Linked DNA regions of Homo sapiens: all the other regions are linked to region 3. The links are chromatin loops, found by intact Hi-C in ENCODE. Cell type or tissue: endothelial cell of umbilical vein. All regions are shown on one strand. Each heading gives the region's core, and the rest is flanking DNA. Links, peaks and the distances in the headings are about the cores only.

The links. Peaks named below come from ENCODE experiments on the same cell type or tissue, not always from the same donor. Only the 100,000 strongest peaks of a DNase experiment are listed, where the experiment ranks them.
Region 1: a loop joins it to region 3, with 3 times the contacts of the local background. A loop is called at or near these places in 36 of 110 quality-filtered maps.
Region 2: it touches region 3 in a loop (3-fold over the local background); 23 of 110 quality-filtered maps call a loop at or near these places.
Region 4: a loop joins it to region 3, with 3 times the contacts of the local background. A loop is called at or near these places in 99 of 110 quality-filtered maps.

The regions. Positions count from the first base shown.
Region 1 is chr14:69,662,766-69,670,369 of GRCh38, forward strand. The region is part of intron 2 of SUSD6 (sushi domain containing 6); the gene reads left to right. Among named protein-coding and RNA genes, the nearest start is that of SUSD6, 55 kb to the left of the region's middle. RefSeq lists enhancers at 4,371-4,610, 5,041-5,160, 5,231-5,290. In endothelial cell of umbilical vein, for the core only: no CTCF peak of the experiment used is centred there; a DNase peak (open chromatin) is centred at 4,116.
Region 2 is chr14:69,648,094-69,655,697 of GRCh38, forward strand. The region is part of intron 1 of SUSD6 (sushi domain containing 6); the gene reads left to right. Among named protein-coding and RNA genes, the nearest start is that of SUSD6, 40 kb to the left of the region's middle. In endothelial cell of umbilical vein, for the core only: no CTCF peak of the experiment used is centred there; DNase peaks (open chromatin) are centred at 3,068 and 3,538; H3K27ac peaks cover 359 bases.
Region 3 is chr14:69,714,544-69,721,991 of GRCh38, forward strand. SUSD6 (sushi domain containing 6) reads left to right here. Exons shown (of 6, transcript NM_014734.4): 6 at 1-601. Among named protein-coding and RNA genes, the nearest start is that of SRSF5, 49 kb to the right of the region's middle. In endothelial cell of umbilical vein, for the core only: a CTCF peak has its summit at 2,578; DNase peaks (open chromatin) are centred at 1,728 and 2,308; H3K27ac peaks cover 2,581 bases.
Region 4 is chr14:69,599,835-69,607,438 of GRCh38, forward strand. No RefSeq gene overlaps it. Among named protein-coding and RNA genes, the nearest start is that of SUSD6, 8.0 kb to the right of the region's middle. In endothelial cell of umbilical vein, for the core only: a CTCF peak has its summit at 3,924; a DNase peak (open chromatin) is centred at 3,947.

The DNA of each region.
Region 1 (7,604 bases), core at 1,751-6,750, 50 kb before region 3:
ACTTGCTGTATGACCTGAGGCAAATCACATGACCTCTTTGTGTCTTTTGCAAAACAGAAACAATAATCCTTAAGAATGTTAAGTTGGTGTTGTGTAGACTAATAAAAATGATTGGAAGGCAGGCACTTGGCATATAAAATGAAGTGTGTGATGTAATTCCCAAATAACAACAACAGAATTGGTATGTGACCTACTGTTGAGTTACAAGGTGCAGTAGACTTTTTATGCAGTTGATATTCTTTGCTGTCATTGAAACACAAAACTTAAGGTGCAAAGTACTGTTTGAGTTGGGGATAAGAGATTTTTGGAGCAGTTATCAAATTTGACCAGTAAGGAGGGATTAATTTACTTCAGGAATCCCCATTGCTTTCCAGAAAGCTCATGTTTGCATAGTTTGATCTTAATCCAACTGGCTTGCTGACTCATAAAAAGTTTTTGTTTGCATTCTCTTTCTTTCCTGAGCTTATTTACTAAACAAACTCAGTATTTTACTTGTTTCTGATTTTTTTCCCCTTAAAATGTTGCCATGACATGTTAGGCCGTGTTAAACATCACACAATCACCTAAAACAATTTTAGAATAGCAGGGAAAACAGCCATCTGCATTTCTACATGACAGAAAGCCAGGCAGTTAGTTTTCATTGAAAATGGAAAGTGTTGAGAACTAGGTTCTCTGGGAGATGACTTGGCTTTAGCCTGTAGCAGAGAGATGTTGGCAGGTGGCCCTGGCTCACCTCATCTTGGAAGGACCCTCGAGTCAGAGAGAATGTACACTGAGTTGAGAGGAGAAAACAAATGGGAAACTAATGTGTATAGAGCATCACTTATGTGTCAGGCTCTGTTATCGTTCCATATAAAGCTCTCAGAACACCCCAGCTAGGCAGTTGTGCAACCATTTTATAAAGGAGAAACTGAACCAGAGACAGGTTCAATAACTTGTTCAGAAACTGATGATTTTAAGTGGTGAGGCTGGCTGGGATTTGTGCTCAGTATGTCTGACTCTTGCCTATGGTCTTTTCTGGGAGCCACGCTACCTGTGCTGAGTGACAGGCTTCACTGAGACCTGTTTTTTGTATTTCCTGTTTGAAGTGCTCAGATCAGCCTCCAGAAAATTATTCTGATGGAGGAAGAAAGAGATGATGTTTTCTCCTGATGGATAAAAAGGATACAAGAGTCATCTCTGGGTCACCATGTTTCCCACTATGGTTGTTTCTTTTTTTTTTTTTTTATTTGAGATGGAATCTCACTGTGTTGCCCAGGCTGGAGTACAGTGGCGCGATCTCGGCTCACTGCAAGCTCCACCTTCCAGGTTCACGCCATTCTTCTGCCTCAGTCTCCCGAGTAGCTGGTACCACAGGCGCCCGCCACCACGCCCAGCTAATGTTTTTGTATTTTTTGGTGGAGATGGGGTTTCACAGTGTTAGCCAGGATGGTCTCGATCTCCTGACCTCATGATCCTTCCACCTCGGCCTCCCAGAGTGCTGGGATTACAGGCATGAGCCACTGCGCCTGGCCCTCTGTGGTTGTTTCTGTTCTCATCTACAGTGGCTCTTGGTTGTTTGGTTCCAGTTTAGGCACAAGGTTTGCCAAGGTGGTTCTATTCTTGGAAAGGAACAATAGGGACGTAGTAAATAGTTTGCTAAATGAGGATATAGTTCCCAAAACATCCGCAAAGCATCTTCCTGTCAGCTGCAAACCCTGTTGATGAAAGTGATGTAATCTCTCCATGGTGTAATTACCTGTGACTATAAAAAAAACTTAGAGATTATGGTAGGAGGCTGGATGGGTCATTATAGTTCTCGATGAACCCTAGTGTCATGAAAAGGCATTGAGAAATTACCCTCTGCACACTAATTGTTGTGCCATGTTTAAAACATTGACAACACATGGTACCACCCTCGCACTGTAACTTTCTAATAAAAGAAACCCAGAGTCCACGTAACTGGGTCCCTATTGGGTTAAAGTCCTCATTAAACACAGATTCCATCTGCTGAGCAATGGTGCCCCACTACCCTGCTAACTTGCCAGCTTAGAGGTTATTCTTCTTACCTACCCGACTTTCTGCAAAAGAGAGGCACAGGATGCTAATAAAACAAAAATTAGGGTTAACACTCAGTCTTCAATGATTCTAGGTAGGTTTCCAGATGAACACCTCTCACCACTTCTTACCCACTGGAAGAGTGCAGTGCATCACTTGGGAGTGGGAGCCTGCAGAGGGTGTGAGGAGCCCTTCCAGGTGGCCTGTGCTGGTGTGCCTGGCTGCCTGGACTGGGATCAGATCAGGAGAGACCTTGGCCTGCCTCAGATTTAGCTTTGGGGCCCAGAGGGACAGAAACATTTAGAGATAACGTTTCCATGGTGCAATGTGAATGAGGAGTTCCCTGGCTGCTGACTTCTTTCCAGCCCTGTTCATCGACCTCATCTTCAGCTAATTTAACACATGAAAATCCGAATTCACTGAAAGATGAGGGTGTGACTATAACTTTTTTTTTCTGAGACAGGGTTTCACTCAGTTGCCCAGGTTGGAGTGCAGTGGCTCTGTCACAGCTCACCGCAACTTCTGCCTCCTGGGTTAAAGTGATCCTCCCGCCTCACCACCTTAGCCTCCTGAGTAGCTGGGACTATAGGCATGCATCACCACACCTGGCTAGTTTTTTAAAAATATTTTTGTAGAGATGGGTTTTGCTGGGTTTGCCCAGGCTGGTCTTGAACTCCTGGGCTCAAACGATCCACCCGCCTTGGCCTCCCAAAGTGCTGGGATTACAGGCATTAGCCACTGCACCTGACTGACTATAACTTTTTAAGAACAGGATTGTCCCTAGGATTTCTTCACATAGCTGTCTCTTATGAGGTGGAGTGGGATTCAATTCATGTACACCTCAAAATAGTAAATACCACCTGCAGCTCTCATGGAGCCACTGAGATCATGAGTATAACTGAGTATTATATCTAGGTACCATTATGCTTCAACTCTTCACCTTGTTTTTTGGAATGACTGCATAGTCTGATGAAAAGCATGTACTCTGGAGTCAGATTGTCTGGGTTGAATACTGCTTGCATTCCTTGCTGCTTGTGTTGCCTTGGATAATTTTTGTGACTTCACTGTCTGTATTTCACCAGAATGGGGATGATAATGTCTGCTTTATAAGATTGTAGTGAGGATCAAATAAGATAGTATATGTAAGGCATTTGGAACATTGCTCGGTACACAAATAAATATTCCCATATTGGAAGATCAGATCCTAGCACCAATTGATATCATTCCACACTTCTGGTTTTATGACACCACAGCTGCTTGGTTCAGACAGACTCAGGTTGGAACGTGCTCCCTGTTTCTTCCATATCTCTTGGATTCTGTTTGAATCAATTCAGTGCATACTGAGTAGAGTTAGATCCTTGATATTCGTGAGGTTTTCTGAGTCCCTAAATTCTCAAATAACACATGTTGGTTTCCCATACATGAAGACGAGTAGCAAAGAGTGGTAAATGCCCTTCTGAGATGTTGGTGCTGGAGTGAGATCAGCTAAGTGATCTCACTGTGAACTATTTGTTCTCTTCAGGGAGGCTACCCTGTTGGTATTTCAGAGCTGATATTCCTCAGGGATGCTATTTGTTAGGAACATTTGGAGTCAGTTTTGAAACTTTACATATTAAATATGAGAATGCCAAGGATCTGTTCTTTTAAAGACATTTTTTATTTCGTCAGCACAGTGATGTGATTGGAAGGTTGCATTTTACATGATTCCAAAACACAACTGGGAGAATATAACATTAGAATTAAAAAATAAGAAATATCTTTTTCCCATTTGGTAGTCCTTTTGCTTCCTCTTGCTTTTCGTAGCTATATTGGTATTTCTTCTTTTAGGAGCCCCTTTCTACCTAGATTTATTGGCATCCCTGGTGATGGAGATTTTTTTCTTGTTTAACTTCTTTGACTTATTAGCTTTGCCAGTAACCAGATCTTTTAAAGGAGAATTGTTTAGTCATCCAAAATTCTGGGAAGTAGTGCAGGGAAGGTAAACAGATTGTCTTCAAGATTTCTTGGCCAAGTTTTTTTTTTCATTCTTTTTAAATCACAAAAGTATTTTTGGTATTTCAGTGGGGAGGGGGCACAAAATGTGTTTCAGGAAGTTATGACCAAGTAAAAACAGGGCTATAAAATAATTCTGCTTCATCCTTTGTTATTCTGAGTAACAAGTGACACTCTATGAAATACAAAGGGCTTGATCAATTCTTCCCATGTAGTAGACACATGTCTCCTTGGGAGAGGGCGGGACCTTTGTGTTTATTGTCACTGGCTTGGCTTCTGATGATTCGGCCTTGTTGACCCTGGCTATGGTAAGAGGCACCAGAGAATGTCATTGGGATTGTTGCACACTAGACTATGACTGAGTGGGTATGAGGATCAGCCTGTCAGTGTTTCCTGAGCACTGGTCTAGGCACAGAGGGGTTTGGTGGCAGATAGGAGAAAAGTCTTGGATTTCTCTTTTTCCCTGTTGATCTCATTATGATCCAGAGGCTGGATTGCAAATGACCCAGTGGAGTCTTCAGCCAGTGCAGCCCCACTAAGGCTCCTTGATAACTGTGCATGGTTGCTCACAGTTTCTTTTTTTTTTTTTTTTTTTTTTTTGAGACGGAGTCTCGCTCTGTCGCCCAGGCTGGAGTGCAGTGGTGCAATCTCGGCTCACTGCAAGCTCCGCCTCCTGGGTTCACGCCATTCTCCTGTCTCAGCCTCCCGAGTAGCTGGGACTACAGACACCCGCCGCCACACCCAGCTAATTTTTTTTTTTTTGTATTTTTAGTAGAGACGGGGTTTCACCGTGTTAGCCAGGATGGTCTCCATCTCCTGACCTTGTGATCCGCCCGCCTCAGCCTCCCAAAGTGCTGGGACTACAGGTGTGAGCCACTGTGCCTGGCGGTTGCTCAGTTTCTGATTAGCGGCCCATGAAGTTAGCTGGAGCCCTTCAGTAGGCTGTGTGGCTCTCTGTTTTATACCTCTCACACACCTCTCTGAGCTTTGATATCTGTACACACTGCTTTCGGTTTTATTTCTTTGGTTTTGCTCTTTGTTTTTGATTCTTGTTCTTTGTTCTTGATTCCATATGTGTTTGCATATAAGCTCGTTGAACACAGAGACAAAATCCTTTTTATGTTGCTCCTTTGCTACAGCCAGGCCAGTGATCATCCCAGTAGATCCAACACACGCATTGTGGGAAAGGTACTCCATAGGTGGGTTTACCCCATAGGATGATCCAGAATCATGGCTTGTCCTCTGTGTGAGGAAAGCAGGAGCAAGTCCAGGGCCCAGTGAGCAGTAGCAGTGTGTGGGGGCTTCCCACTGAGTGATGGTTCCTCATAGTATTCTGTCCCCAGCCTTCTGGGGAGGAAGTGGAGGAGCACGTGAAAGTGTTTTCATGCCTCAGGGATGCAGGTGGTGGGGCTCTTCTGTGGAGAAAAGAGAGGGCCCAGGCAACCTGCCTAGAAGAGTACGTTGCAGAGTATGCTACCTTTAGCTTGGGTGAGGATTTCGAACCCAGTGTGGATCCTGTTAGGTGATGAAGAGTTATATAGTTTGAAAGTATATCCCCAGCTGGGTGCAGTGGCTCATGCCTGTAATCCCAGCACTTTGGGAGGCTGAGGCGGGTATATCATTTGAGGTCAGGAGTTTGAGACCAGCCCGGCCAACATGGTGAAACCCTGTCTCCACTAAAAACACAAAAATCAGCCGGGCGTGGTGATGCACACCTGTAATCCCAGCTACTTGGGAGGCTGAGGCAGGAAAATCGCTTGAACCTGGGAGGTGGAGGTTGCAGTGAGCCAAGATTGCATCACTGCACTCCAGCCTGGGCAATAAGAGCAAGAATTCGTCTCAAAAAAAAAAAAAGAAAAGGAAAAGAAAGAAAGTATACCCCTACCAAATCTCATGTTAAATTGTAATTGCCAGTGTTGAAGTTGGGGCTTGGTGGGAGGTGTTTGGATCATGGGAGCAGATTCCTCATGAATGGCTTGGGCGATCCCCTTGATGGTGAGCTCTCTGAGTTCACATGAGATCTGGTGGTTTAAAAATATGTAGCACCCCCTCCCCACCTCCACTTTCTCCCTTTCGTTCTCATTCTCACCATGTGATGTGCCTGTTCCCTCTTTGCCTTCCACCATGATTGAAAGCTTCTTGAGGCCTCCCCAGAAGCACATGCCACTATGCTTCCTGTACAGCTTGCAGAACCGTGAGCCAGTTAAAAAAAAAAATCTCTTTTTTAATGAATTACCCAGTCTCAAGTATTTTTTTTCTTTTCTTTTCTTTTTTTTTTTTTTTTTTTTGAGACAGAGTCTCGCTTTGTCGCCAGGCTGGAGTGCAGTGGCGCGATCTCGGCTCACTGCAACCTCCACCTCCCAGGTTCAAACGATTCTCCTGCCGCAGCCTCCCAAGTAGCTGGGATTACAGGCATGTGCCACCATGCCTGGCTAATTTTTGTATTTTTAATAGAGACGGAGTTTCACCATGTTGGCCAGGATGGTCTCGATCTCTTGACCTCGTGATCCACCTGCCTCGGCCTCCCAAAGTGCTGGGATTACAGGCCTGAGCCAGTGCTCCTGGCCTCAAGTATTTCTTTATAGCAGAGTAAGAATTGCCTAGTTCAAGGAGGGAGGAAAGGTACGCTTTCATTACCAGTGGGAAGTGAAGGAGGAATGTATATGGAAATCATGCTGGCTGTAAACATATCCTGACATTAGAGAGGGGCATGAGAGTGCCACTTGGGTGGGGTTTGGCTTCACTTTCTTGCCTACTGCCTTTGCAGCCACAGCTTCCTCTACCTCTACGTCTGTTTCTAAAGATCAAGGCTAAGGGACAACTCCTTCTCCCCTAAACATCTTCAAGCTTATTCTCACCTGGTTCTTCCTGTGGCTAGAATTCTACCTCCTGCCTTTTCCTCCCATACTTCTCTTTATCCTTCAAAGTCCAACTTAGCTTCTTCTGTGGAACATCACCCATCTCTCTTACCACTAGAATTAATAGGGTCTGAAGGAAGGAGAGTGGGCTTTGTGTGTGTTTATTGAATGGAATTAACAAGAGCTCCTAGTCGTAGTTCTTTCTCTTGGGAGGATGTCAGACAGGTTTTCCTAGGAGCAGGATTCCAACTCTTAGAATCTTGACTGACTTTGATTTGAAAGGATTGGCCAGCTTTTTATGACCTCTGGTAATTGCAGCTTTGGGGAACTTGAACCTTTTGTTCTGTACATCATGGTACATGAACGCTATAGACCTTGCTCCAAACCCTAATGACCCTGGGTTTTGGTAGGGTTGCTGTGGGGCAGATTGGGTTTTGTATTTTCATGAGTGTTAACTCCTTAAGCAAGTATGTGTTGACATAAGGTGGGCAGGAGCTATGTAATGCCACAGAGGGCTTTCTGGGGATGAGGTACTAGGCTGGATCTTGACAGAAGTTAATCATATGTAGTAAGCCTGTGAGAGGAGGGCAGCAGCAGCCAGGAACTGTGCTCTGCACTGGAGGAATGCAGAGTTATGGTTTAGCACTCTGATTTATTCCACAGGTACTCGTTGAATTCCTGCTGAATGCCAAGACTGTGCCAGCTACTGAAAATAGA
Region 2 (7,604 bases), core at 972-5,971, 65 kb before region 3:
ATGGTGATGAATATAATAGTAACTACTATTTTTGATGACTTACTAAGTCACAGGCACTATGCTATGTACTTTATATATATTTCCCCATATAATACTTAAAATATCCCTGTGAGATAGGCATTATTAAGTACCATTTTATAGAAAGGAAATAGAGGTCCGGAAAGCTTGGATAACTACATTGAGGTAAAGAGAATGCTGAAGTAGCTATCACGCAGAGAGATGAAGCAGCCTCCTTGTTCAAGGTCAAGTTTTCCAGTTAAAGGAGAAACACAAGTAGAATCCAAGTCTCTTGACCTTGAGCTCAGTTGAGCACCTATTTTTTGTTTTGACCTGAGAACTCACTTTCTCTGGTCATTTTTGTCTTATTTCTCACTATCCTTTTAATTTCAGTAAAATTGAATGAAATAGAGGGAAGGATGGTTTAGAGTTGGGGTTTTTGGTGAGTTTTTAAAGTTTATTTTTAAATAGGCAGCTTTCCCAGACTGACTGGGAATGTAGCAGAAGGCCTGAGAACCAGGAAGTGACACAGACCTGTTTATACCATCCCACTCCCAGGCCTTTGGAAAACGATCCACAGAGATGGTAAAAAGTAAACATAACTGCATCAGCCAGCTCTCTAGGGTTTGCTATTTTTGACCTGGAGGAGGTGTTTCCTGCATAGCTGTAAGTACTCGGAATACCAAAATTTAGCTCCTAAACATTCTTTGAGTGAAGGTATATAGACAGACAGACATTTTTTGTTACCAGACAGCAGCATTCAGTGACTGTAGGCAGACAAAATTAAGTTTTTTTTCCCTCCTCTCTCTGCCATCCTTTTGGTGAGTTGTTCTTCCATTTCTTTATCTTTCTTTGTAAGTAGCACTGTGCATGCAAAACACTGTCCTGGGAGCTCTAAATTTGTGCATGGGTTCAAGGTCCAACTCAAAGCTTTCTCTTTCACTTCTCCCTACTCCCATCAGAAGTCTTTGTTCCTGTGTCCTCTGTGTTCTCATAGCACTTTTTAAAAAACCTTCTTTGGGGCCCTAGTAACAATTTGACAGTGTTATATAGATAAACATAATTCCTCTCACGTAAGTTGTGAATTCCTTGAGAGTAAGAATTGAACTGTGCCCCAATTCATCTCTATGATCACCCAAGCCTTGCATAGAAGACAGCCAGTAAATATTAGCTGAATTGCAGTATAGTCATTGGAGACACAGAGCCCTAAGAAGTCAGCTTTAGCAAATCGGCTTCCCGGACTTTATTTGCCAACTGGGTATTGAAGCCTGTTCCACTCAGCCCTGATGGGAACCAAGCAGAGAGATGTGATGACACATGAGATATATCTCTAGGGTCTAGGAACCAATTACAGTCGCCTCTGCCAAGCATCTGTTTTGCTACCTGGCCAAAATTTCAGGATTTATATAATCTTTTCCCTCTTGTTTTATACATGCTGTTATTTTGCCATTTTGTATTTTTCTATACAAATTATATCTTGTGAGTTTATCTTTTTTTCTCATTCACTCGAGAAGTATTGTTGAGCACTTGGGGGCAGAGAATTGGTGGTCTCTGCAGGAGTTTATTACCTGCGGAAATGCAGCATACAAAAGTTAAATAACTGTGAGTGGCCTTCGGGGAGGGATATGATTGACTGTCCTATTCCTGGTCCAGGCAGGGATGCTGAGGGTTTGGAAGAGCCTTCCATGCCTTTGGGCTGAACTGAGAAATTCTCCCCAAACTAAGATGGGAACTAAGCTTGACCTTTTATTTGGAAAACAAAAGAGCAGGGAGCCCTATTAGGGAAGCAGGAGGAGGAAAGACTTCCAGGCCTCTTGAATTCCATTTATCTGTAAAATGGGGCTAATTCCACCTATTTAATGAGGTAATGAGTGTGTGTATGTGTATATTCCCTTAGTCTGCCAGAAACTAATATTATTTTAGGATAGTCACAAACAATAGCTGTTTAATTTGGAGGGGAGGTAGTGCTAAGTGCTTTAAAAAATTTTTAGAATTTGATGGGAAAGAATGTGGGAGGCTCACTTGTTTAACCTGTTGGCTGTTCTCTTGTCTAAACTAACATTGTGTTTTGAGCCTAGTCTCAGGCAGTGTTTCCAAACCAGCTGAAACAGTGCCCTTTGGGGAGTCTAGTGGGGGTCAGTCACGGCCTGTTAGAACAGGAAGGGGCTTAGCCAGCATGAATTTGAGCACCCACTGTTTCATACATCGTCCTACATGTCTCACGTTTGTCTTAATTTCACTGCACAGCAACCCAATGAGGTGGGTATCATTTATCCAGTTTACAGACGGCGACTGTACCTAGACCACCCAATTGCCCTAGACCACCCAATTGATAGTATCTGCCATAATTTTTCCATGATACTGGCCTCCCTGAGAGATACATAGTTCAAGTGTTCTGTTTTACTGATGAGAAAACAGGCATGGAAGCAAAGTGCTTGTCCAAGGTTGGCCCCTCAGTCATGTTGAAGCTGGGTTTGGAGAAGGGGTTTCCTACCTTCAGGTCAGGAACTTACGACAGGCTTTGTTCCTGCTCACAGGCACTTTGCCTCCTCCCCCCTCTTTTTCTGTCTGGTCTTATTTGTTCTCTCTTGCCTTCTCTCTTGCATCTTTTCTCCCTTTCTCCCTGGGCCCCTGTATCTCTGCAGTGTGCAGAGGCTGGGTTTTGTTGTTGTTGTTGTTGTTGTTAAGATGTGTTATTTTTTGAAAGCATTTTAGGAACACTGTGTACGGATAGTCCATACAAATGTGCTGATGGATTGATTAAACCCTAAAGGGAAAGTGGACTGTCCTGGGTTTGCTGCAATGCAGAGGGATATGGATGGTAGGGATCCGTCTTGGGAAGATGTAGGGGAATGTGCTGCTCAGTCAGAACAATGAGGATAGAGTTAATGTTGCTTCCTTCCAGTCAGAGCCTGTGTTGACTTACTTTTTAGAGGAAATACTTTTGGGCCCCTCCTATTCCCTAGAAGACATTCCAGTTTTCTTACAGCTGAAAGGTCCTTTGGGGATCATCCAGGTTCACCCCTGAGACAGAAAGACTCACTGACTTGCCTGAGGCCAAACCGCTTTTCAGTGGCTAGGACCTAGGCTGTCCCTCCTGTCCTGTGATCAGGTCCCTGCTGCAGTCATCCTGCTGTTAGGTGCTAGAGACTTGTTAAAGAGAAGACTTAGGTGGGGTGGTAGTGTGTCTGCTGGCTTTCCTGTTGTCTGAAGTTGGGGAAAGCGTGTTGCCCAGATGATGTGAGCAATTCTGGGGGTGGAAGACAAGGGCGCAGGGAATATCAAAGCAATTCAAAAAAACCTCTGACACTGTGTAATGGCTTAGGTGGCTTAAGAGGAAAGCTGAGGGTAATGTTTGTGATTTGGAGGCTGTGTGATTTTAACAGGAGTTTGATGTTTGCCTTTTCAAGTAGGAGCTGGAGATTAAAGGAAATGGATAAGTTAATATTCTGGCCTGAAAGGATGTCAGAGTCCGGTAAAATATGTGGCTGTCGAAGCACTCAAGTGTTAGTGGCAAAAAGGAAAGGGGAAGATATAGAAGTTAGTAGGACTGGAAGAATCCATTGATCCACAATGGGAGAAGATAGAAGGCATCTATAAATAACTGAATTTTGGGGGGTAGGAGGCATTAAGGTCCAATAAGTGTTTAGATATGTTTTGATACTGTAGCCTGGCCATTTCAGGGTGAGTAGGAGTACAGAGGGGAGATGTTGCAGGGAAGAAAGAGAGGTTAAGGAAGGGCCTGGGCAGCTTTGGCTGTATTAGTCATTTCTCTTACTTATCACACCCCTCTGGGGAACTTTGGACTTCAAAGTGTTAGGACTTGTTATCATTACAACCTGAAATGTAATTAGCGGGTTAATTTCTGTTCATGTTTCTGGAACTGTTCTTTGTCCTTTCTCATCATGTGGCAGGATCAAGGTTGGTGAACATAGTTAATTAAAGGAATAAACTCTGTTGTTCTGGACTCTCACCACTACTACCATTATCCTCTGTCTAGATTAGTCTGAGGCAAGAAAAGGATTTATGTTGGTTTTATCATCCCAGTTCCCTCTCTTAACTAATGGACAGAGGAGCCATGGTTTAGGAAAAAATTTGTTCTAAAAATTACATGTAGAGGTCGAGACAGGCAGATCACTTGAGGTCAGGAGTTAGAGACCAGCTTGATTGACATGGCAAAACCCTGTCTCTACTAAAAATACAAAAATTAGCCAGTCATGGTGGCGTGCGCCTGTAGTCCCAGCTACTCAGGAGGCTGAGGCACGAGAATCACTTGAAGCCAGGAGGCAAAGGCTGCCGTGACCCAAGATTGTGCCACTCCCACTGCACTCCAGCCTGGGCAACAGAGTGAGACTCTGTCTCGGAAAAAATAAATAAATAAATAAATAAAAATAAAAATTACATGTAAACGGAGTCTGACTTTACCCACGCAGCACCTGGGAGCCACGCTTGACTGAATCAGACCCCTCTTGCCTTTAGGAGAAGTGTTTGATAGTGTTTGATAGTGTGAGATGACCTTGCACCTTCAGCAGGACTATGGCATTCTCAGCAGGGGTGGGCCCCAGGCACGTGGACTGAGGAGATCTGGGCCCTGGCTGTTTCCTGGCTGGCCCTAGCTGCTGCTGCTGTTGCCTCCCAAGGCCAGAGCCATTTTTGAAGGTGACTCCAGGGCACCTTTAAACTTATTAGCAGGCTCTTGGGTTAACTTGGAAGCATCTGTGGCAACAACAAGCAAGTAAACCATGTGAACTTTGGGCTTGTGTTGCAGGCCCTTACCAGAAGCCCACCGTGCGTGTCATCATTTCTCAGCCCTCTGCTGTCTTGGCTTCTGGCTAAGACAATAAACATAAGCCCCAGGTGTTTCTAGTTTACAAAGCATTTCCTCATATTTTGTTCCTTTTGAGCCTCAACAGAGTCTACGGAGATAGTCAAAGCAAGTAACAGCCCCATTTTACAAATGAGGAAACAGGGGCAGAGATGAAGTAAGTGACTTCCTCAAGGTCAGAGCTGTGGCTTGAGGGCAGTTTTCTTCCTCATTGGAGGAACTTACGGACAGGAAGTGAGTGTCCACGACATCACATTCAGTAGGGCAGTCACCCAGCTGTTGATATTCTAGGTTTACAGAGGTGGGAGAGGCTGCCCTTTTGGGGCTGACGGTCGAGCTGAGGCCTCCTGCTACCACCAGGTGTTGGGGCAGCAGCACTAGTTCCCAAGAAATAAAATCAGAACGGTGACTCTCCTTACCTGTGTTTTGAAGAGGAAAGCCGGCTATTGGGGTAAGAGATGGATTACAGCAAGAGAAGGGTAGAAGCGGTGAAGAATTCTGTGGCCTTAGAGCCTTTTTCAGATGTGGAAACAGAAGGCAGAGAGCCTTCATGACCAGCTCCCTGGCTGGTGGCGGAGGTGGGACTGAGTCATTGAGGCCCTCTCCTCTGTCTCAGCTCTAAGTTCAGATGTGATATTCCTTGTGAGGATGGCCGAGTGCTAGTTTTGAACTTGATGCTTAGTTCTAGGTTCCTCTTCAGTGATAATTTTTTTTAATTAGGAGGAGTAGTCACTAACATGCCAAAGGAATACTGAAGTGAAATGGATTCTTTTTGTTTAAACAAAGTTTTAGCCTCAGTATTTCTCTAGGGATAATGAATACCTAGTGAAACTTTTTTTTTTTTTTTTTTTTGCTTGGTGTACTAAAGCCACAATCCAAGGACAAGTCTTGTTTTTTTAAATTCTATATTCAAGGCAGATTATTTCTTAAAATGATTAGATTTATACTGTGGCCCTTTCTCCACAGTAGCTGGGTTCTCCCATTCTGGGCAATACTTTGGAGATTTAGGGGTTAGCTTTCCTCTGTTTTATTTCTGAAGCAGTAACCCTTGGCCTAGCCTTACATATAAACACCCCACTGACTACCTTCTATTTATCTTTTCTTTGCAAAGCCCTCATTTCCATCACCCCGTCTGTTCTGCACCTGTCCCGTCTTAGGCTTCAGGATGGAATTGGTTCCTCGACTCAGGTAGCTGCTTAAGCAGTAAGGGAGGAGCCAGCTATTCCTGCAAAGCAAAACCAAAAACAAACAAAAAACCTAAAACTGATCAGGAACTCATACATGTACATCTTGTCTGCTCCATTTCCATACCGGCTCCTCCCCACAGTATTCATGATTTTGGCAGACCTTTGCTACCTGCCTGTCAGATGCCAGGCCTTGTGCTGGCTATTGAAGATTCCGAGTTGAGTAATTCACTGTCCCTGCCTTCAAGGAAGTCTCAGCCTGGTGTGGTGAGACAGATAAACAAATAGATACAATAACCTGTTAAAGGTACAGTCATAGCAGGGTAAGAAGGGGTCATTTCTACGTTGGAGGTGGGTGTGGTGTGAAGTGTCAGGAAAGAATTCCTCTAGATGACCCTTGTGCTGAGCCCCTAAAATGACTCTATTCCTGGTAGAGGGAGCAATTAGGTTTTTGGGATTTGTTTTAATGGCAGTTTGTTGAGAGAGGAGACAAGTGGTCTATAGGAAGGCCTTGCTACATTAACTTAACATTTTGTTTGAATAGATAATACATGTACAAAGTACAACACTCAATATAGTAAAAGGGAATATATGCAGTTAAAAATTTTTTTTCTCCTTCCCCGTTAACCACTCAGTTCCCCTCCCTGAAGGCGACCATTAGTTACCAATTTCTTTTTTTTTTTTTTTTTTGGTGTGTGTGTGTGTGTGTGTGTGAAACAGAGTCTCATTCTGTCACCCAGGCTGGAGTGCAGTGGCACAATATCGGCTCACCACAACCTCCGCCTCCTGGGTTCAAGCGATTCTCCTGCCTCAGCCTCCTGAGTAGCTGGGATTACAGGTGCCCGCCACCACACCTGGCTAATTTTTGTATATCTAGTAGAGACGGGGTTTCACCGTTTTGGCCAGGCTGGCCTTGAACTCCTCACCTTGTGATCCACCCGCCTCGGCCTCCCAAAGTGCTGGGATTATAGGCATGAGCCACTGTGCCCGGCAGTTACCAATTTCTTATGCTTTATTCCAGGTGAGTTTTTCCGTGCTTATAGGGGTGTGTGTGTGTGTCTGTCTTTCAAAAATACATGCATATACCCAGGTTATTTTTTTCACATACTAATTTTAGAAGTCATTCCATATTAGCACAGGTTGAATTGCCCTGTTCTTTTTAAACCTCTGTACGGTATTCCATTATATTGGGTGTACTATAACTTATTTAAGTATACTCCCCTTTCATGAACTTTTAGGTTACTTCAGTCTTTTGCCTTTACAAACAATACATGAATATCTTTCATATATGTCATTGCACATGTGATTTCTTAGGGCACATTCTAGAACTGATAAGTCAGAGTATATGTGCATTTTTTTGGAATAGTTATTAACAAGTTGCTCTCCGAAGGATTCTATATTGATTATAAAATGCTAGCCAGGCAGAGTGGCTCATCCCTCTAATTTCAGCCCTTTGGGAGGCTGAGTTAGGAGTATCACTTGAGGCCAGAAGTTTGAGAGCAGCCTGGGCGACATAGTGAGACATCCTCTCTCTTTAAAAGAAAAAAAAAAAAAGTTAGGTGTGGTGGCGTGCTCCTATAGTCCCAGCTGCTTGGGAT
Region 3 (7,448 bases), core at 1-5,000:
CTGTCAGCTCTCGGAATAGGGACAGTCCTTACTGGTGCCCCAAGGTGGGACTTGGAGAATATTTTGCTTGGCATATGTTTGGTCTGAATGGTGTAGTTGCTGGTTCCCTAGAGAGGAAAAGGTGGCAGGCCCAGCTTTGCTGGGAAATGGCTCTTAATTTCCAGTTGAAACCCTAGTAGAATTGTGAATGAAAACCTCAAGGTTGAGCCCCTCTGCCAAGCAGCAGAGCTAGTAGAAGGGGATGCAGGGGCAAAGCACTCAGTTGCCAAGCAAGGAGGAGAGATGTACGTGGGCTGTGTGGCAGTCCCCACACCCTGCCCTGGCTTCTTCAGGTTATCGCACCACTATGGAATCCTTTGCAGAATGGTACTCATATAATGGTTTAAAACAACACATTCATAATTGACTCTGTGCAGGATGTCACTCAATCAGTTTGGGTTTGCTTTATTTTATTTTATATATATATTTTTTGGTATCCTGTACATTGCAGTGGGTGTGAAGATAGTATTTTAATATTTGTACAAAGTTTAATTTAATTTTAATTGTTCTATGTATATAACTGCATTTCTAAATAATTAAAAAAAAGTTCTTATGAAGGCAATTCTGGGAGATGTGATCCTTCCTGAAAGTTTTTGCAGAAACCTTAGATTGAAAGAGCATATGTGGGCAGGAGGTCATGGAAGGATGAGGCACTAGCTCTGTAGGGAGGGTGCCTGGCAAGAGGTGGAGGAGCCAGGATGGAGAGCACTTTGGGAGGCCAAGGCAGTTGGATCACTTGAGACTAGGAGTTTGAGATCAGCCTGGCCAACATAGCAAAAGTCCATCTCTACTAAAAATACAAAAATTAGCTGGGCGCGGTGGTGCATGCTTGTAATCCCATCTACTTGGGAGGCTGAGGCCGGAGAATCGCTTGAACCCAGAAGACGGAGGTTGCAGCCAGCTGAGATTGCACCATTGTACTCCAGCCTGGGCGACAGAGCGAGACTGTCTCAAAAAATAAATAAATAAAGAAGTCTTGGCCAGGCGCGGTGGCTCACGCCTGTAATCCCAACACTTTGGGAGGCCGAGACAGGCGGACCACGAGGTCAGGAGATGGAGACCATCCTGGCTAACACGGTGAAACCCTGTCTCTACTAAAAATACAGAAAAAAAAAAAAAAAAACCCCGGCATGGTGGCAGGTGCCTGTAGTCCCAGCTACTCAGGAGGCTGAGGCGGGAGAATGGCGTGAACCCAGGATGCGGAGCTTGCAGTGAGTCGAGATCGCACCACTGCACTCCAGCCTGGGCAACAGAGCAAGACTCTTGTCTCAAAAAAAAAAAAACAAAACACAGGAGTCTTGACCACCAAATCTTCAGTATGGTGGGGTGCGGGTGCTTGGGCAAGGGAGGGACAACAGCAAAGGGAGGTTCAAACCGGGCAGAAAGCCACCACAGCTTCAGTGTGGCAAGGAGCACATTTGAAATGAGCTCACAAAAGGAAGGCTTTGGATTATATTCCTGGAAAGGGCAGATGTCTTGGAGCAGACGGGAAGAGAGAAGGAACTGTGGTGATGGCTCCCAAAACACCAAGGGTTTCAGGAAGAAGGCAGTGAGGTCCAAGTTAAAATAAGGGAAGCATTCTATTTATCTGGGGAAACTATGGCAACAGTAGGCATTGCCGGCAGTTCAGTGGGCAGGAGCAGTGAGGAGGGCAGGAACACAGGGAGAAATGGTGGGAATGCATTCAGGGAAGCCAAAAGCAAAAGATAGCTGGCAGCATGCCAGGATTCATGTTGATGCAAGCCAGCGTCTACTGAGTGCTTCCGTATGTACCAGGCGCCCTTCTAGGCTCTTGGCCTGCAGTAACTCCAGATCTGGCAGCTGCACCAGGGGGTGGGCATTCTGATTAACCCTGACTTTGCAGGTGAAGAAACAGGCTCAAAATAGTGTAGCGAAGCTTTATTATAAAGTCACACAGCTCTGAAATGATGGAAATTGGGACTCAAACATGATTGTCTCACAGCCCAGTGTCTTAATATCTGCCTCAAAGAACACTGCCCACAGCATGCAGGCTTCTTTATGTTGCAAGAACAGAAAACCCCACTGGCTTAAGCCACAATGCGCAGCTGATTCAACACCCAGCACCCCACTTCCAGGCTAATTCTACCAAGACCTGGCTTGAATGACATCATTTTCTTTCTCAGAAACTCTTCATGAGTCTTGCTTTATTGTTTAGAGCAGGAAAGAAAATAAACCACAAACCCTCAGTAGTCATTTGTTTCAAATGCCCAGTTTTACAGACGAGGGCACTGATGTGCATGGCTGTACTCTGATTTGATCAAGACCACATGGCTAGTTGGTGGCAGAGCTGGGCTGAAATTCTAAGCCCCTAGTCCAGGTCCAGTGTGTGTCCCTGTCCCACCATCTTCAGCAAGTCCACTCTCTTCTGCTTGGCTTTGGAGCCCAGCCCCATCCTGTTCTCCAACACAACTTCCCTCTGCATCCTGAACACCTATGACTCACTGCGCTAGAGTCACCGTGGCTCCCTTGGCCCTGAATGCTGCTCCTGGAGAGGTTGGAAGGAAGAGCGACACCTGAGGACAAACTCCTGTATTAGTCCATTCTCATGCTGCTATGAAGAAATAACATGAGACTGGGTAATTTATGAAGAAAAGAAGTTTAATTAACTCATGGTTCTGCGTGGTTGGGGAAGCCTCAGGAAACTCACAATCATGAGGGAAGGCTCCTCTTCACAGGGTAGCAGGAGAGAGAATGAGTGCCAAGCGAAGGGGGAAGACCCTTATAAAACCATCACATCGGCCAGGCACAGTGGCTCATGTCTGTAATCCCAGCACTTTGGGAGGCCGAGGGGGATGGATTACCTGAGGTCAGGAGTTCGAGACAAGCCTGGCCAACATGGTGAAACCCCATCTCTACTAAAAATACAAAAATTAGCCAGGCCTGGTGGCTTATGCCTGTAATCCCAGCTACTTGGGAGGCTGAGGCATAAGGATCGCTTGAACCCGGGAGGCAGAGGTTGCAGTGAGCTGAGATTGCGCTACTGCACTCCAGCCTGGGCAATAGAGCGAGATTCAGTCTCAAACAAACAAAAAACAAAAACAAACCATCACATCTTGTGAGAATTCACGATCATGAGAACAGCATGGGGGAAACTGTCCCCATGATTCAATTACCTCCACCTGGTCCCGCCCTTGATATGTGGGGATTATTACAATTCAAGGTGAGATTTGGATGGGGACACAGAGTCAAACCATATCACCTCCTGAGGCAGCCTAGGTGTCTGGGGGAAGTTCTGAGAAGCTCTTCACTCCTTTCCTAGTTCCTTCAGATCAGGGCTGGGCAGGAGGCAAGGAAAAGAGCCCCAGTATGAATAGGGAATACTTCCCAGAGTTCAAGACCTGGGGCAGCACTTTATTTTCCTTCCTGTCTTGATCTCAACCTGAGGCTGTGGCCCATCTGCAGCCTAGACTATGGAGAGGAGACTAGGGAAGGAAGAGAGCTGCCTTGTTTATCACCTGCTTCCACCTCACTGGGTGACAGGCGGCCTCTTTCCCCTGCATTGGAAGTGGCAGGAGAGGAGGGAGCTCAGAGGCAAGGGTAGTGAGACTCTGGCTGGCCAGAGGCACTGCTGCTGAATCCCCCACTCTGGTAGTGGGAAGGCCCGGCTGAAAGGAGACTCCTTCTTTTCTCCACAGGCCTTGGAATGAGAAGAAGGGATCACAGGGAGATTCTGAGTGGCCCAGTCCATGGTAGAAGCTGGCTGGTCTGCCTTCCCAGCAGCGGCCCAGGGTGGGGGAAATGGCACTGTCCCAACCTTGCCCACTCAAGTGATCCCAGAAGCCAAGCTGCATACAGAGTGGGTCTCACGGTCTGTCTTCAAGATGAGAGGCGACAGCAGCAAATGCAGTTGTGCCCCAATAGGGACTTTGGTCTGGTGGGGAGCACGTGGGGGAGTGTTGGCTCCACAGGACATTTACCACACAGCTTCCCTTTCCCCAACCTTCCGTGATGTTTGCTGAGCACCTAATAGGTTCCCGGGACTGGGTAAGGTGCTTTAAAGATACTATTTTAGGCCAGGAGAAATGGCTCATGGCTGCAATCCCAGCACTTTGGGAGGTCGAGGTGGGAGGGATCACTTGAGGCCAAGAGTTTGAGACCAGCCTGGGCAACAGAGCAAGATCCTATCTCTTCAAAAAATTTTAAAAATTAGCCGGGTGAGGTGGTTTGCACCTGTAGTCCCAGGTACTCAGGAGGCTGAGGTGGGAGGACTGCTTGAGCCCAGGAGGTTGAGGCTGCAGTGAGCTATGATTGCTTCACTGCACTCCAGCCTGGGCAACAGAGTGAGACCCTGTCTCCAAAACAAAGAAACAAAAAAGAGACAGAGAGAGAGAGGTGTTATTTTAATCAATCAACTCAGCCAGTCTTGCAAGGCAGATGTCATTACCCTTTTTACAGGTGAGGACAGTAAGGCTCAGAGAGATTCAAGTACAGTCCAAGACCACATAGGTCATGCATCCTCAGCTGAGTTGCGGTTTGAATTCAGGTGTGCCACTCCTGGCCTCTTCACCTCACGCTGCTCACTTGCTCACCTCTTCTACTCCCCAGCTTTTCTCCCTGGGTTCTTGATCACCTGACCCCTTCACACCTACTATCCTGCCCAAGAATCCCTCTCAGCAATGTCCAAAACCAGGACACCAAGCCATTTAGCAAAATGCAGTCCCAGATGCTCAGCAGTCTCAGCAGTCAGGATGGGTTCTGGGTCCCTGGAAAGATCAGGCAAGGCCAGGAGACCCAGGCAGCCCCTGTCTCCTCCCTGGGCCTTGCTTCTGAAAGGTGAGGAGAATGCTCTGTATTCTCAGGTCTTCCCACTTCTCCTTGGGACTAGAGCTGGGGGCACTTGCCAGGCTTTTCTCTTTCTGTTACTGAAAAGGGAATTTCATCAGCTGTGAACCTGGGGTGAGACATGACACATTCCCAAGTTGAGCCTAGGTTCATCCTCCAAGCTGCCTGGTGATGAAGGAGCATTACCGGGCTTGGGGACCATCCAATCCCACACCCAAGAGGCAAACAGCTGCTCGGCATTTCCTGTGACGCTCCAGTGCCCCTAGAAAAGGAAATTTCACAAGCTAGGAATGTCCTGAGCAGGCTGTCTGGGACAGTATACACTGTTCTGAACCTGGGGGAGTAGATGATTCTATGGTTCTTCCTGCAGAGGTTTTGGCAAGCATGGACTTCCCCATAGCAGAGTTTTCTGTGGGAGTAAGTAGCCCTGCCTGCAGCAAAGGCAGCCTATTGCAGATGAAGCGTGTCAGCAGGGCTCAGCGTCTGAAGGGACTGGGGTATGCGACAAGACTATGGCTCAACACAAATGCACCCAGCGTGGGGGCTGCCCTGGCTTCTGGGGTTGGCCTCTTGAGGGCCTTGAGCAGCTGGGGTCCAGAGACTTTTAGGGACTTTTGGTGCTGTAGCCTCTCTCTGGGACGGCCATTCCCCATTCCTGCTGCAATCCTCATTCACTGACTTGTTTGCTAATTCATTCAACAAACTTTTATTTATTTATTCATTCATTTTGAGGACTTTACACAAAGCCTAGTGTTAGGTTCTAGGAACATAGTGATGAACAAGAGCCAGTCTTTGCCCTTAAAGAGTTTGTAGACCAATAGGGGAGAAAGAGATTAAACAGCTATCTAAAACTTAAGGCACAACTTAAAATTGAAAGAAACAAAGAAGCAAAAAACAAACCTATAATGATACACCCTGAAAAGTGCTTGGTAGTGATGAGAAAGGAGCTAATTTCTTTAGGGTATGAACAAAGATTCCCCGGAAAGGTGCCACTCGCATTGGGTCTAAATTGTTGTGTTTCGATATTATTCGTAGAGAAGTAAGTAAATGAGGGGCTGTGGGATGGGAAGAAGAGGACTTTTCAGGCTGTAGAGACCCATAGAAGCAAATGTACAAGCATCTTTTTTTTTTTTTTAAGACAGAGTCTTGCTGTGTTGCCAGGCTGGAGTGCAGTGGTGTGATCTCGGCTCACTGCAACCTCTGCCTCCCAGGATCAAGGAATTCTCGTGCTTTGGCCTCTCGAGTAGCTGGGACCACAGGCACCCACCACCACACCCAGCTAATTTTCTGTGTTTTTTTTGGTAGAGATGGGACTTCACCATGTTGCCCAGGCTGGTCTTGAACTCCTGAGCCTAAGCGATCTGCCCACCTCGGCCTCCCAAAGTGCTGGGATTACAGGTATGAGCCACTGCGCCCGGCCAAGTGTACCAACATCTAAAACATGAACCACATGAAACTGTCATTTTTGCAGGTTGAAAAAAAGTTCAGATATGGGCAATTTTAACCTAACATATAATTGTCTTAAGATCTGCTCAAATTAGGGATGCCTTTCTTCTCTGAGTTAGACTGCTACATTTTAATTATTTTAATCACAAGAAGGAAATTCCAGGACACCCAAAGTGTCCAAAGTCTTCTTGTCCTGGAGCCTATGCCCCACAATAACAGAGCACTGAGCATAGCTGACTCTTTGGTTACCATGAGCCAGCTCCTGCCGGCTGACTGCAGGAGGCGTTTTGAGAAATCACATGAGCCGTTCAAGTCTCCAGGACAGCACCAATGCACTTGTTCTTCCAGGTGGACAACAGAAGGACACCCACAACTCATAACTAAGTTCCTGCCAGCAACAGCCAGGCAGCTATTCCAATGCAGACGTGTTTTGACCCTTTTTATTGTTTTCCATAGGGCAGAAAATGAGAGACAGAAGTTACACCCATTTACAACATTCTCTCCTTGTTAACTTTTTCTATTTTTTATTAGAAACATTCAAAAAACGTGCTATTTTATGATAAGAGTAATACATATTAAAACATCAGAAATAATATTTTTTCACCTCAGGTTGGGAAAAGAAAAGGCTTAAAGGTATCTAGTAGGAGTGTAAATTGGTACATTGTCTATGGAGGGCAATTCGGCCCACAACCATCAAAATTACAACATAGGGCTAGGCGCAGTAGCTCATGCCTGTAATCCCAGCACTTTGGGAGGCCAAGAAGGGCAGATCACCGGAGGTCAGGAGTTTGAGACCAGCCTGGCCAATATGGTGAAACCCCATCTTCACTAAAAATAAAAAAAATTAGCCAGGTGTAGTGGCGCATGCCTGTAATCCCAGCTACTTGGGAGGCTGAGGCAGGAGAATCACTTGAACTTGGGAGGCGGAGGTTGTAGTGAGTTGAGATTGCGCTACTGCACTCCAGCCTGGGCGACAGAGAGAGACTCAGTCTCGAAAAAAAAATTACAATGTAGTTCCTTATCTTCCTCCCTTACTGAACTCATTCAGTCCTAAAGACAGTAAGTGAGGGCACACAAGAGAGTTACACATTCAGAAAGAGGGAACGACCCCAACCAAAACAAACAGAATGAACCCTACAATGCCAGATTGGAATTGGAGA
Region 4 (7,604 bases), core at 985-5,984, 110 kb before region 3:
AATGGAGTGATCTTGGCTCACTGCAACCTTCATCTTCTGGGTTCAAGCGATTCTCCTGCCTCAGCCTCCCAAGTAGCTGGGATTACAGGCGTGTGCCACCATGCCTGGATAATTTCATATATTTTTTAGTAGATATGGGGTTTCACCATGTTGGTCAGGCTGGTCTTGAACTCCTGGCCTCAAGTGATCCACCCACCTCAGCCTTCCAAAGTGCTGGGATTATAGGCGTGAGCCACTGCGCCCGGCCCAAAGTCATTTTTTCTTGTTACTACTGGGGGCTGCTGCCGACATCACATGGGTAGAGGCCAAGGGTGCTGTTAAACATCCTACAAGGTACAAGACAGCCCATACAAATGCTTATCCCACACAATACTGCTGCAGTTGAGAAACCCTGCTCCAGCGACTGTGTAAGTGTGGTCTTTGGACAAACAGCACAGCATCCCTGGTAGGTTGTTTGAAATGAAGACTTTCAGGCTCCACTTCAGAGCTACCGTGTTTTAACAAGGTCCCTGGGTGATTCATGTGCACATAAAAGTTTGAGAAGCACTGAGCTAGGGGATGCACATCCCTAATGATATGTTTCAGAAGTGAGGGGAGCCCTTTCCTGCCCCTTCACTCTTACCACGTTAAGTCAGCCCTGCAGAGACCTAAGGACCAGGCTGTTCCTGCTACTTCCCTCACTCTCTGGCTCATCTCTTAGGGCTGTCCCAGGTGCAAGGAGACTGTGAGTATTGTCCCACAGCACCTCAGCCCTGGAACTCACTTTTATTTTGAATTTGTACCTCTGCCAAGCAGTGTGCAGAGCAGGAGAGCAGGCTGGTGTTAGACCTGGGAACTTTAAAGCTCGGGCCTGTCTCTTAGCTTACCCCTGGCCTCCTGCTGCAGTGGGCCTAAGGACTCTGCCAAGTGTCTCCATGAATGAGGGAATGGCCCTTGGGCATGCCACTGCTCTTGTAGCATAGACCTTTGAATATGCTACTCCTTCCACCCAGAAAGCCCTTTCCCACTTTATCTGCCTTGCACTGAGTCTTTGGAACTCTTCTGCCCCTTCTGGAAGCTTTTAGTTGTCCTGAGTTCCCGTAGCTATCAGGAGACAGACCTGTGAGATGGCCTGAAGCCCCAGGGTCTGCAGAGACCTGGTAGGAAAACTAAATGAAGGTCAGGTGGGGGCTGTGGCAAACACAGGTCTCCTGACCATACACATGCAGGACTGATGTTTACAAAGCGATGGATTTTTCAAGAGAAGCAGGAAATTTGGACTTTTTAATGCATGAAATCTTCTCATCTTCAAATACTGGCAACTAAATAAAAAATGAAAGCAATGGCTAGGCACGGTGGCTCACGCCTGTAATCCCAGCATTTTGGGAGGCCAAGGCAGGTGGATCACCTGAGATCAGGAGTTCAAGACCAGTCTGGCCAACATGGCGAAACCCTGTCTCTACTAAAAATACAAAAATTAGCTGGGTGTTGTGGCGAGCGCCTGTAATCACAGCTACTTGGGAGGCTGAGGCAGAAGAATCGCTTGAACCCGGGAGGCAGAGGTTGCAGTGAGCCGCGATCGTGCCACTGCACTCCAGCCTGGGCGAAAGAGCAAGACTCCATCTCTAATAATAATAATAATAATAATAATAATAATATAATAATAATAATAAATGAAAGCAAACCACAAAGTAGATCAAACCCCTCTGCCGGGGGCTGGAGCCTGAGAGACACTTTGCTACCTCTGGGCTATGTAAACACTATCACACTGTGTTATTACTTGTGGACACGTTTATCTCCCTACTCAGAAACTTGAGGGCAGGAGCTGGACAAAGCAATCCTCAGCACAGACTGCTTTGTGAGCGAATGAATGAATGAATCAATGAATAGCACTGCTACTTGGTGTAAGTACTGTTCATCCAGTAGGTTTAAAGCCATGGTTCTTTATGGGCAGTGTCAACCCTAGAGGCTGTTTGGACATCTGTGGGAGTGTTTTTGGTTGTTATGACGATGAAGGCACCATTGGCATTTAGTGGGTAGGGCCCAGGATGATACAAATAATATCAAGCACTTATTTTGTGCTCGTGTGTGCCAACTGCTGTTTTGAGCACTTCATTGAAGTGAATTCATTTCATTTTCACAACAGCCTTATGAAGCAGGTACTGCTGTCACTCCCATTTCACAGACAAGGGGGCATAGTCAGTCTGCAATAGATAGCCCTACACAGCATAGAACCATCCTGTGTGCCTATACAAAGTCATAGACTCTTGTATGCCTTCCACTAGATGTTTCTATAGGGAAAACAAATAAATAAACAAACAAAAAACCCTGTTATAATGATCAGAATACAACTACAGGGGCTGGGCGTGGTGGCTCACACCTGTAATCCCAGCACTTTGGGAGGCTGAGGCGAGCAGATCACTTGAGGTCAGGAGTTTGAGACCAGCCTGGCTAACATGGCAAAACCCTGTCTCTACTAAAAATACAAAAATTAGCCGGTTGTGGTGGCAGGTACCTGTAATCCCAGCTACTTGGGAAGCTGAGGCAGGAGAATTGCTTGAACTTAGGAGGCAGGGGTTGCAGTGAGCCGAGATGGCACCACTGCACTCCAGCCTGGGCAACAGAGTGAGGCTCCGTCTCAGAAAAAAAAAAAAAAAAAGAAAGAAAAAGAATACAACTACAGGAAAAATGTGCTTTATTTTTCAGCATTTTACCAAGAGCTGAACATATCAGAACATAATAGCGACATTGTTGAAGGCATTTGCATCACTAAAATCACACACCTACATCTGTCTGCATTTGTAATTGCTATGAATTGACTCTAGGTGCAAGCGGCCTTTTCTTTTTTATATTACAGTTAGGGCATTGTATTGATTGATTGTTTTTTTTTAAGTAAACTTTTTATTGAATAACTACATACTTCAAAAAAGTGGACAAATCTTATGAGTACACCTCTATGAATTTTTGCAAAATGAACACACCTTCATAACCAGAACACTCTCAATACCCTGGAAGTCCAACTCATGGTGCCACCCAGTCACAACTCCTCTAGGTAACTACTCTCCTTACTTCTAACACCTTAAATTAATTTTGCCTACCTTTGAACTTGATATAATGGAAACATACATGCATGCTTTTTTCATGTCTGACTTCTTTCAGCCAAAATCGTATTTGTGAGATTCATCCATGTTGTTGTGTGAATTGGAAGTTTGTTCATTTTCTTTTTTTTTTTGAGACAGAGTCTCACTGTCTCCCAGGCTGGAGTGCAGTGGCGCGATCTCGTCTCCCTGCCACCTCCGCCTCCCAGGTTCAAGCGATTCTCCTGCCACAGCCTCCCGAGTAGCTGGGACTACAGGCATCCGCCACCATGCCCCGCTAATTTTTGAATTTTTAGTAGAGACGGGGTCTCACTATGTTGACCAGGCTGGTCTCAAACTCCTAACCTCAAGTGATCTGCCCGCCTTGGCCTCTCAGAATGCTGGGATTACAGGCATGAGCCACTGTGCCCACCGTGCCTGGCAGAAGTTTGTTCGTTTTCATCATGTGGACATACCATATCCATTTGTGTTGTTTCTAGTGTCTGGCCATTATGAATAATGATGCTGTGAACATTCTTGTACGTGTCTTTTGGTGAACCTATGCATGCATTTATTTTTTGCAATTATGTGTGTAGGCAGATTATGCTATGATTTTCATTTCATGGTAGTGGAATGGGGGATGTCATAAAATACTATCCAAAGGGGGCATAGGTTCTAAGGGGATGGTTGAGACCCTCCTGTTGGAAGCAGATGCTTCTGTCCATCGTCCATTTGTCCCACAAGGATTGTCCCAGCTGTCCTGTGCTCTGTGCTGGGAAATGCCATGATGGTACTCTGTGGAGGGAGACTCTGGTTGAGCGTCTTGACCTAAGGTTGGAGGGCAGAGGCTGCATTCTTAATCCCACCACTAGAGGCTGGGCATTCACAAGGGACTGAGGACCAGCAGCCCCCTTCTTCCAGGCAGGCTTCCTCTCAGGTTCCTGTCCCTCCATCTCCCTTGGTAACTGGAGAACATACTCTATTGGGGGATATGGAAAGTAAGAAATCTTTATGGTGCATCTAGGTGGAGTGCATCTCAAATAGAACCGACACACTTTTTTTTTTTTTCAGACAGAGTTTCGCTCTTCGCCCAGGCTGGAGTGCAATGGCATGATCTCGGCTCACTGCAAACTCCGCCTCCCAGGTTCAACCCATTCTCCTGCCTCAGCCTCCCAAGTAGCTGGAATTACAGGCATGTGCTACCATGCCCGGCCAATTTTGTATTTTTAGCAGAGATGGGGTTTCTCCATATTGGTCAGGCTGGTCTTGAACTCCCGACCTCAGGTGATCCGCCCGCCTTGGCCTCCCAAAGTGCTGGGATTACAGGCATGAGCCACTGCACCCAGCTGGAACCGACACACTTTTGAGGCATCAAACATTTCTCACCTGGCCTCAGAACTCACCTTCCCTGTAAAATGGAGACTATGGGGTCTGGCTGCCTCCTAGAGATACTCCACATGTGCCCTGCACCCACTAACCCTGCTGGCTCTGCTGGTGAGCTCAGCTAGCCCTGGGTTCACCTCCTCCACTACTGCTACAGACCCTGGTGCTGGAAGCTTTCAGTTTTCCAGATGTAAATGTTTCACATTTCAATTGTAAATGTTTAGCAACTTGTTCTATAGGTGGGAGCTGATTTATATTTAGTAATTTCTGTGGTGTAAATACTTCCACTGTATCTGATTTCAAACTATCAATGTGATGTCACTGAATGTGGAGTTGAGAAGAGATGAGAAGTGGCATAATATGATGTAGTACTTCATAAGAGATGTAAATAAACTTGAAAGCATAGATAAGAGTATAATGTAAGAGAAGGGAGGCAGAAAAAGTAAAAAAATACAATGTAGTAAAATAATTAATAATTAGGAAGTGGTAACTTGAGTATTTATTACTTTAACAACTATAATTTAATTTTACATATATATAATTTAATTTTTTTAATTTTTAATTTTTTTGGTTTTTTTTGAGACAGAGTCTTGCTCTGTCACCTAAGCTGGAGTGTAGTGGCACAATCACAGCTTACTTTAGTCCTGACCTCCCGAGCTCAAATAATCCTCCCACCTCAGCCTCCTGAGTAGCTGGGACCACAGGCGTGTGCCACCATGCCTGGCTAATTTTTGTATTTTTTGTAAAGAGGTCTCACTCTGTTGCCCAGGCTGGTCTCAAACTTCTGAGCTCAAGTGATCCTCCTGCTTTGGCCTCCCAAAGTGCTGGGATTACAGGCGTGAGCCACTGCTACTGGCCATAATTTAATTTTTAACAAAGGCTGTGTTTAACAACTAGCTTACAAAAATCTTGAACATTTTAGAATTGATTCTTGACAGTTTGAGCACTCTTCAGCACACCACTGCAGGTAACCTGCTCTGGTCCCCCTTTAAAAATCACATTTGGTTTTTACAGTGCAAATTACAGCTGTATTCCCTAAGAAGCAGGACATGCTACTAGTAACTGTGGCCTTGGCCTCATCTTTAAACTTTATGTACCTCAGTTTCCTCATATGCAAAATGAAGATAATAGTATTAATACCTATTTCAGAGGCTATTGCAAGGATTAAATAAAATCATGTATGTGGAGCCACTAGCAAAGTATCTGGCAGACAGTACATATTTAATGTATTGGAGCTTTTTTCAGGGGATTCATTGACATGCCTGGGGGCAAAGCTGCACCTTGGGGTCCATCATCAGCACCTTCAAAATACCCTGATTTTGGAGGTATCAAAATACCCTGATTTTGAAGGTCCCTGGCCAGCCAAAAGAGGGACTGACCCTACTGATCCAGCCAACAAGTCCTGGAGCCAAGAACCTTCTGAGGTGTTGTGTCTGCCAGAGCTTCACAGCCCTATCCCTGCCTCCCCAGACAGTCTGAAGGAGGGAGCAACTCCATTCCTCTATGCACTGGCAGCTCAGAGCTAGCAAGGCCAATCATATAGCTCTGTCTTCTCACCATTAAATCACATGAAAATGAACCATCAGGGAGGGAATACAGTGTCCAATGACCAGGAGCTGTGTGTGTGTGTAGGTGTGTGTGTGTGTATATGTGTGTGTGTGTGTGTGTGTGTGTGTATGTGGGAGGGGTTTGTGGGCTGGCTCTGTCTAGAAAGGCCTCAGGCCCTAGGCTATCCCCAGTCCCTTCCTTCCTCCCTGCAGATTGTCTCCTAGAGTCACTGCCCAGCCCTTGGGCAAAGGGCAAGCAGCAGGTCATCAGGCTGGTTGGCACCAGGGGTGGGGGGGATCTGATATTCATTCATCTTCCACTGGGATACCATCTGGAGACATAGCAGGTGGATGCTCCCTTTCTACCTTGGCTTTTCCTTGTGTGAAAAATGGGGCCAACACTTTTACCAGTTAACCTGACCTGTATTAGGGAAAGAATGTTGTCAAAGACATGCTTCAGAAAAGCAGGTGGGGCTGGGTTGCCCTCTTATATGTATCTGCTAATTGGGCAGCCTCAAGTGCACATTTTCTAAGGCTAGGGTCAGAGTTGGGGTGGATAGGGAATCATAGCTGCTGCTGTGAATAGCCCAGATCTAAGCCCTGAACTCTGACCTCTACAAAGCTCCCTCCGACCAGTGGCCTGCAGGGATTGCGTCACCAAGCCTGGCTCTCACAGGCTCCTGACAAGCTGCAAGAAGGGTTGCCCCTGGTGATGGTGCAGGCTCACAAATTCAGATAACCTCCTGAGCCTAGATCTTCCTCCTCTGGAGTGGGAGTTGCTTCTCAGCTCCTGTTGGCCTAGCCCTGTACAGCCCACCCATTTTGGACTCTGACATTCTGCGGTGAGGGTGGCCTCACCTTCCACCTCCTCTGGGGTCAAATGGGTTTACCTTCACAGGGCTTTGAAAGCTGCCCAAGGAATCTTGAATCAAAACATGAAACTCATGCTAATTTCTATATGAGATCAGACAAGCTAGCAACCTTTCAGTGCCTCAACTTCCTTATAGGTAAAATTGGGGACAATAATGTCTCTTCGTTTTATGGGGATGTTGTAAAAAACTAGCTGGTATGCAAAAAAGCACTTTTTTAAAAAGCAAGAGATATATGAGGACAATTTCAATCTTTATTTGCTATTTTTATTAGGGGTGGGAGGAAGCACATGGTTTATTTGGGAAAGTGTGACCTTTGGAACAGACAAACAAGAATGAATTCTGCTTTTGCAACATACATACTTATGTGGTTTTGATATGTCAAAAAAAAAAATCTCTCTAAGCCTTGCTTGTAAAATGGTGTTAATGATAATTAACTTGGAGGACTGTTGCCAAAATTAGAGGTTACACGTATCAAGTCCCTACCAAGCACCTGACATACAGTAGGTGCTTTGTAAATAGTAGCTGTCATTACTACTATTGTATGTAATAACCATAGCAACTGAGATTCCATGTACTTATTCTGAACCTTTTCTCTCACTTTCAGAGAGCCAAACTCCTCTGTCCTGCCCTGCAAGCAGTAAAGGCACACACTCCTTGTTATATTCCTGGGAGATGAAAGGAATACTGTGCCTCCTGACTCTTATCATAGGAGTGACTACCTCATCCTGATTGGCCCAGGACTGTCC